Linked DNA regions of Homo sapiens: region 2 is linked to region 1. The links are chromatin contacts, found by Hi-C or POLR2A ChIA-PET in ENCODE. All regions are on one chromosome and are shown on one strand. The core of a region is the stretch at or near the end of the contact, and the rest is flanking DNA. Distances in the headings are between cores, read along the strand shown.

The links. A loop is a pair of places that touch in the nucleus more often than their neighbours do. ChIA-PET counts read pairs that join two places held with the same protein, here RNA polymerase II (POLR2A). Pooled maps may share reads with other maps.
Region 2: a loop to region 1 is called in a map with no recorded cell type, with 21 times the contacts of the local background. The contact joins two enhancer-like sites. A Hi-C loop is called at or near these places in 3 of 37 single-sample maps with no recorded cell type and 4 of 50 pooled maps. POLR2A ChIA-PET finds 5 or more read pairs at or near these places in 1 of 52 experiments (activated B cell).

The regions. Positions count from the first base shown.
Region 1 is chr7:35,727,769-35,731,265 of GRCh38, reverse strand. No RefSeq gene overlaps it. Among named protein-coding and RNA genes, the nearest start is that of LINC03013, 13 kb to the right of the region's middle. RefSeq lists enhancers at 724-973, 1,884-1,983, 2,434-2,583. Within about 2 kb of position 1,910, at least 9 of the 41 ENCODE cell types and tissues checked have a DNase peak (open chromatin) inside an H3K27ac peak, as active enhancers do.
Region 2 is chr7:37,785,358-37,788,773 of GRCh38, reverse strand. No RefSeq gene overlaps it. Among named protein-coding and RNA genes, the nearest start is that of NME8, 62 kb to the left of the region's middle. Within about 2 kb of position 1,918, at least 3 of the 41 ENCODE cell types and tissues checked have a DNase peak (open chromatin) inside an H3K27ac peak, as active enhancers do.

The sequences.
Region 1 (3,497 bases), core at 661-3,160:
CGAACTCCTGACCTCAGGTGATCTACCTGCCTCGGCCTCCCAAAGTGCTGAGATTACAGGCGCGAGCCACCACGCCCGGCTGGTGCTATTATTAAGCACATTTTATAGATGATAAAATTTGGATTTACAGGTGTAAAGTAACTTGCCCAAGATCGTATGGTTAAGTGAAAGAGCAAATGTTGAACCCAGCCATGGCTGTTTTTTCTTTTTTCTTTTTTTTTTTCTGATGGAGTTTTGCTCTGTCTCCCAGGCTAGAGTGCAGTGGCGCGATCTTGGCTCACTGCAATCTCTGCCTCTCAGGTTTCAAGCGATTCTCCTGCCTCAGCCTCCTGAGTAACTGGGATTACAGGCGTGTGCCACCATGCCTGGCTAATTTTTGTATTTTTTTTAGTAGAGATGGGATTTCACCATGTTGGTCAGGCTGGACTCGAGCTCCTGACCTCATGATCTGCCCACCTCAGCCTCCCAAAGTGCTGGGATTACATGCATGAACCACTGCGCCCGGCTAAACCATGGCTGTTTTTAAAGCCTGTGCTCATAAACACCTCACTGTCACATGGTCTTCCTCTTGCTACAAGCAGCTGAGCTTAGTATAAGAAAATAGCATTTCTCACACCAGTCTTTCTTTATGGTTAACCAGACCACTAGACCTTCAGACGGCCTTCGTGGGTTGCAGGTTGAGTGTTTGTTGACAGAAAGGGATAAAGAACAAAGTCATAATGCATGTGATATATGGGGAAGTGAAAGAACAACTTTAAGTCCATTTGGTTAAGAATAGGAATATGAACTTATGAGGCCAACCCCACCTGGGGTTTCTGGCGTGGGAAGGGGCTGCCTCATCAGTGCAGGGTCACCCATAAGCAGGCATGGGCACTGGCAGAGCAGGGGCACCAAAAGAATCCCAGTACCATTACATGGGTGATGTTGGCTATTTGATATTTTGAAAAACATCTAAAATGTGTCATTGTAGGAAAAACCAGAACTTTGCTGGACTTCTTTACAGGCATGTGCATGATGGCATTGTTTCCTACATTAAATTACGTATGGAAGCACCATCAACTTTGCAGTGCCCAGAGTCTCTGAAGATCTTAATCTGGCCCTGCCGATCATGGTTGATGGGGCAGTGAACTCATTTCATCTATCATATACTTTCAAATATGTGTGTGTGTGTGTGGGTGGGTGGGGGGTTCCCATTATGTAATAAGAGGTAAATGGGATAAGAACAGTTTCTGTGTAAATCCTTGAGGAATAATAGTGGTCTTTGGGGAAGGTTGGTCTAATTCAGTTATTAACATTGGGGTTAGTGTTCTGAAAAGCTCCTATTCCTCCTTCAACACTTTCCCTGCGGTTACCTTTGTGAAGCTTTCTTTTCCCAGCTCCCTGCTCTTGCTTCCCCCAGCAATTATCAACTCCTCTTCTGTGCCATAGGTATTATATTTATCACATTGCATCATGCTCCCTTTTATTCACTTCTGATTCCCTGTGAGGCTCAGAGCTCCTGGAAATATGTCTCTTGTTCATTATCTTATCTCATTCATCTTTGTATCTAGCACAGTCCCTGAGACCTGCTGGAGGCTCTGAGATTATGCCACAGACAGTTTAAAACCAGACTCTGGAGGCTAGGGGAGTTTCTAAGAAAAAGATGTCCTTTGGTGACTCCGCTTTTAAGACATGTCAGGTGTCTAACACTGGCCCCCCAGCAGGACAGATGAGCTTGATTGCCTCTAGAGCTTCTCATTTCTCCTCACAGCTTTTCTGCTAGGCTGCTCGGTGACTCACAGCAGGAAGAGGAGGCATTGGTGCTAAACTGTCCCCTAACACCTCCTCCACCATGCCCCAAAAAACCAAAAATGACAAAAAAAAAAAAAACTAGCTGAGATACTTTGGGTTGCCGGGCCCATCACTTTCTGCTTTTCAGTTCCTTATTCTGTAGAAGTCATGAGTTGAAATGGGAGACCTAAGTTTCCTTCAGGCTGTAAACTCTCTGAGTCTTTGATACTACTGCTGGGCAATGGTCATCTCATACTCCTGCCCTCCTCCCACTCTGCAGAGCAGATCAGGCCTGGTTCCCAAGGAACAAGACCTGCACCCACCCCAGCCCCTGGGCTGCCCTTCTGTAGCATGTCTTTCCTTGCTGTCTGCCTCTGTGCTCTCCTGCTGTACCTTTCATTCTGTGGATCAAGCCTGCTCTCAATGGCCATTTTAACCAGATTTTATCTCTGTAAAAATGGTAAGTGATAAATTTAGAACATTACATATACCATGATGCTATTTATGTGTTTTATTTTCAACTTCATGTGCTGGCCTTTTGTCTGCTTGCTCTCAGATCCATTCCAGACCATCCTCTATCTGGGCTTTGTATCCTTGGGAACTACATTTTCCAGGCTCATTTCCAGACTGGCTAAGGAGAGCCAGTGACAGACACTGGAGAATGAGAGGAGGGAAGAAGACAGGTTATGTCTCCCTTTCTCCCTGCTTCACATGGTGTCTGATAGGTTTCGTCCATGTCTCCACCTACTGTCAGATAGCCTCTTCCTCTACTGCTCCAGATTTAGCTGGAAGTGCTGCCATGGTCCCAGATTCTTCCAGTTGACCCAAGCTCCTGGGCTCTGGTAACTCTGCTTCCTCCCTCTGTCCCTCCAGCTCCAGGGTTGATAGTGGCTTCCTGCTGTTCTGTGGCCACTGAACTCCCCCACCATCTCTGTTAAATTCCCTCTGCTTGCAATGTCATATCTAGCACTGCTCTGCCTTCTGATTGCACTCTGACTAAAACACTCTGAATGTATGTGCACAATGTATATATGTGCAAAAACACAAATATATGAGTATTCATCTGAATATACATGTATGAAAGCACATAATGTATGAAGATATGTACATGTATGAAAACACACAGAAGAAGATCTAGAAGTTTACACATGAAACTGTTAAGAGTGGAGTGTGTGTCTGGGAAAGGAATGGGACTGGGCTGGTGTGGAGTTGTGAAGGAGGATCGCGGCTTTTTAAAAAGTAGCTTTATTGTGGCATCATTTACATATAAAAGACTATAGCTTTTATATGAGTTTGATTTTTTTTACAATGAACTTGTATTCACATGTTGCTTATATAATATGAAAAATAACTAGTTAAAAATATTAACAGCAGGAGTGGGCAATATATCAAGTGCTTTAGCCTAAGCTGTAATCCATGTAGGGAAAGCTCTGCAGAGATGCTGACATTCATAAATGTTACTATTTACCATGTTCCAGGCACTATGCTAGGCCTTGAAGGGCTATCAATATGGGCATGATCCCTCTCTGTGTTATCTGCAATAATTAAATACACAATTTGTGTCAACCTTTACTCATTATGAAGAAGTAAAGAGGGCAACACCAGGCCTAGTCTAGTCAGTGTAGGCTCCCTTGAGGCCATGACTCACCAGCTAACACCCAAAAGTTGAGTAAAAACAGCTTAGTTACTGGAGGGACATGCACAGGCAGTAGGGGACAGTCAAGCTG
Region 2 (3,416 bases), core at 669-3,168, 2.1 Mb before region 1:
ATATTCCTGGTATCACAGCGGGTGTACACCCTGTGATATTATTTCTAATATTTTGGGAGTATATTCCTCCTAATATCACAGTTGGTGTACACCTGGTGATGTTATTCGTAATATCTTAGAAGGGTATTCCTCCTAATATTACAGTGGGTTTACACCAGGTGATATTATTTGTAATATCTTAGGGGGATATTCCTCCTAATATCACAGTGTGTGTATACCTTTTGATATTATTCCTAATATCTTAAGGGACATTACTCCTAATATCACAGTGGGTGTACACCTGGTGTGTACACCCGTTGGTATTATTCATAATATCTTAGAAGGCTATTACTCCTAATATCACAGTAAATGTACACCAGCGTGTATATCTGGTGATATTATTCATAATATCTTAGGAAGATATTTTTTATAATATCACAGTGGAGGTACACCCTGTTATATTATTCTTAATATCTTTGGGGAATGTTCTTCCTAATATCACAGTGGATGTACACCCTGTCATATTATTCGTAATATCTTAGGGGGACATTACTACGAATACCTCACGGTGTGTACACCCTGTAATATTATTCATAATATCTTAGGGAGATATTACTCCTAATATCACAGTGGGTGCACACTCTGTGAAATCATTCATAATATCTTAGAAGGATGTTACTCCTAATATTAAAGTGGGTGTACACCCTGTGTTATTATTCATAATATCTTAGGGGGATATTATTCCTAATAATACAGTTTGTGTACAACTTGTGTGTATGCCCTGTGATATTATTTGTAATGTATTAGTTGCTTATTACTCCTAATATCACAGTGGGTGTACACCTTGTGATATTATTTGTAATATCTTAGTGAGATATTACTCCTAATATCACCAATGTTGTACACCCTGTGTCATTATTCGTAATATATTAGGGGAATATTACTCCTAATATTCCAGTGGGTGTACACTCGGTTTGTACACCATGTGACATTATTTGTAATATCTTATGGGGATATTACTCCTAATATCATAGTGGATGTACACCTGTTGTGTACATCCTGTGACATTATTTGGAATATCTTATGGGGATATTGCTCCTAATATCACAGTGGGTGTGATATTATACCCTGTGATATTATTCATAATATCCTAGGGGGAATTTACTCCTAATATCACAGTGGATGTACACCGTGTGATATTTTTCATAGTATTTCAGGGGAATATTACTCCTAATATTATCTTTTATAAGGATATAATTTACCATAGTCATTTGCTAATCATGATCAGGGCAGGCAATGAGAGCAGTTTACTGGAACCAAGACTTCGCTAACCTCAACAGTCTTTAAAACCATGTGAAAAATGAGGAAGCGAGAGAATAGCTTTAGACTGAAGGCTCACAAGGAGGAACAGTGAAAATGAAGAGCCCAGATGAGCCATCCCAGCCACAAAGGAATGTTTATCTCTACAGTTAGTGGTGAAACACATTCGAGAATATTCTCATAAGTAAATGCTTCATTTTCACTCTCAATGTCTTATTTTCAGAAATATTTCTTATTAAAATGAAACACTTAAAAGGTATTTTTCAATGCTGTTTCTCATTGTACTTTTATGTATTGCCCCAAATGTTTCACATTCAGAATGAAAACGACCTGTGGCATGACTTCCTGTGAGACTTTTGTATTCTCAGCAGTAAGCGTCCAATATTTATAACTATAATTTTCCATTTTCAAAGGTCCCTTCTCTCATCAACTGCCATTTGGACATATGGTTTTCTTTGAAGTCCAATCCTCTGGTGATGTAACTTCAACAATGAGGGTTGTTTTCCTCAAAAGTTTTTAATTTTCATATGTCAACCTTCTCACTTTCTGCCCTAACTTCACAGTCATCTGTAGCTGTGCTAAGACATCAAGGCATACTTTTGAGGAAGTATTGGGTGACTACACCCTAAAGATGGAAGGAACTAGCAGTTACAGGAAAACTCAGCACCAAATCATATTATTGCTCAGCTACAGGAATTCAAAAGGACAAAAATGCATAATGCAAGTGCGTTATGGCCTACGTTTAGGTAACAACTGATAAAGTTCTCATTTGCTTTGGAAAAGAGTAAGTATTGTCCCCACCTGTGCCATCTGCTCCACAATCATCCAACAGTGCTTGTGGCCACAGAGATGTAAAACAACAGAATCCAAATGTTATGGAGCCATATGCTTAATTATTTCAAAAAAAGCTCTCAATAAAAGATAAGATTTTAATTCTTATTATCAAAATCAAATATGTACCAATTCAACTCAGCTGGAAAATTTCACATGAAACCAATTTTTCAACTAATTTTAAACAACTCTACTTAAATGAAATTAATTCAAAAATATAAAACCTGGGTTATAGTCCTGAATTTGGACGTATTATCTGACAGTTCCTTATTTTTCAGATAAAACGTGTTCCTGGAATCTTCAGGAGAATGTATGTTCCCATAGAAACCGTGCTATATTTAGGGATTGCTTGTCTAACAAAGGACAAACTAAGAAATAAGTTAGATGTGACCAAGAGTGGAGTATAAAAATAAAAATCAGCTACAATTTGGAACTATGACCAACACAAACTTTAATTGTTCACATTGATGATATTACGATTTCAAAGTACTAAAATCTGTACATATTGCATTTGCAACACAGCTAGAAGAATGCAGGTGTTTCATATATTTTCTTACTATACTCAGAATTCAGCACTTTTTTCTTGGGTAGTGCCAAGATTTTAAAGAAAACTAACAATTCCTTAATACGAGAGCTCAGAAATAATTTACTCCAGAATAATATAATTCTCTTATTTAAGAGATGAAGCCACCCCAATTCGGAGTTTAGGAATTTACCACAAGGCCACAGGGCTACTTAGGGAGAAGATAAAGATGAAAACCAGGGTTTGTGTTCCAAGTCTTTATTTCCACTGCCCCATGATGTACACATGGCAAGGAATTTGAGATAGTCTCTGGCAGACACATTAACTATCTATGGCTTCATTTTCCACCTTCTTTTTGCTATCTGGAATCTTATTTTTGAGTTGGAACTTAACCTTTAAGTAGAAGTTTATTTTTAAATCCTAGAGAATTAAAATTCTTTAAACATAATTATTTTCCCCCTCTAAACTGTTAAATTAAAACATTAACATAAATGATTAGCCTAATTTCATTTTCAGAAGACAAAGTCAATCTGTCCTCGGCTGAGGCAAGTCCAAAGCAAATGCTGCTGGAGATGCCACCAACTTGCTCACTTCTCCTTTTCCATGGAAGTGCCATTTGAAATGGCCATTGCTGGGCAATCTCTGCTCCTGAAAGAATGGGTGGAGGTCACTTTTCTTCTCTAGAGTCCTTAAATTGCCACTCTGAAGTATTTTTAGGAAAGTGGTAACAAAATCTGCAACTGCCAATTTCCAAACCTGTTTA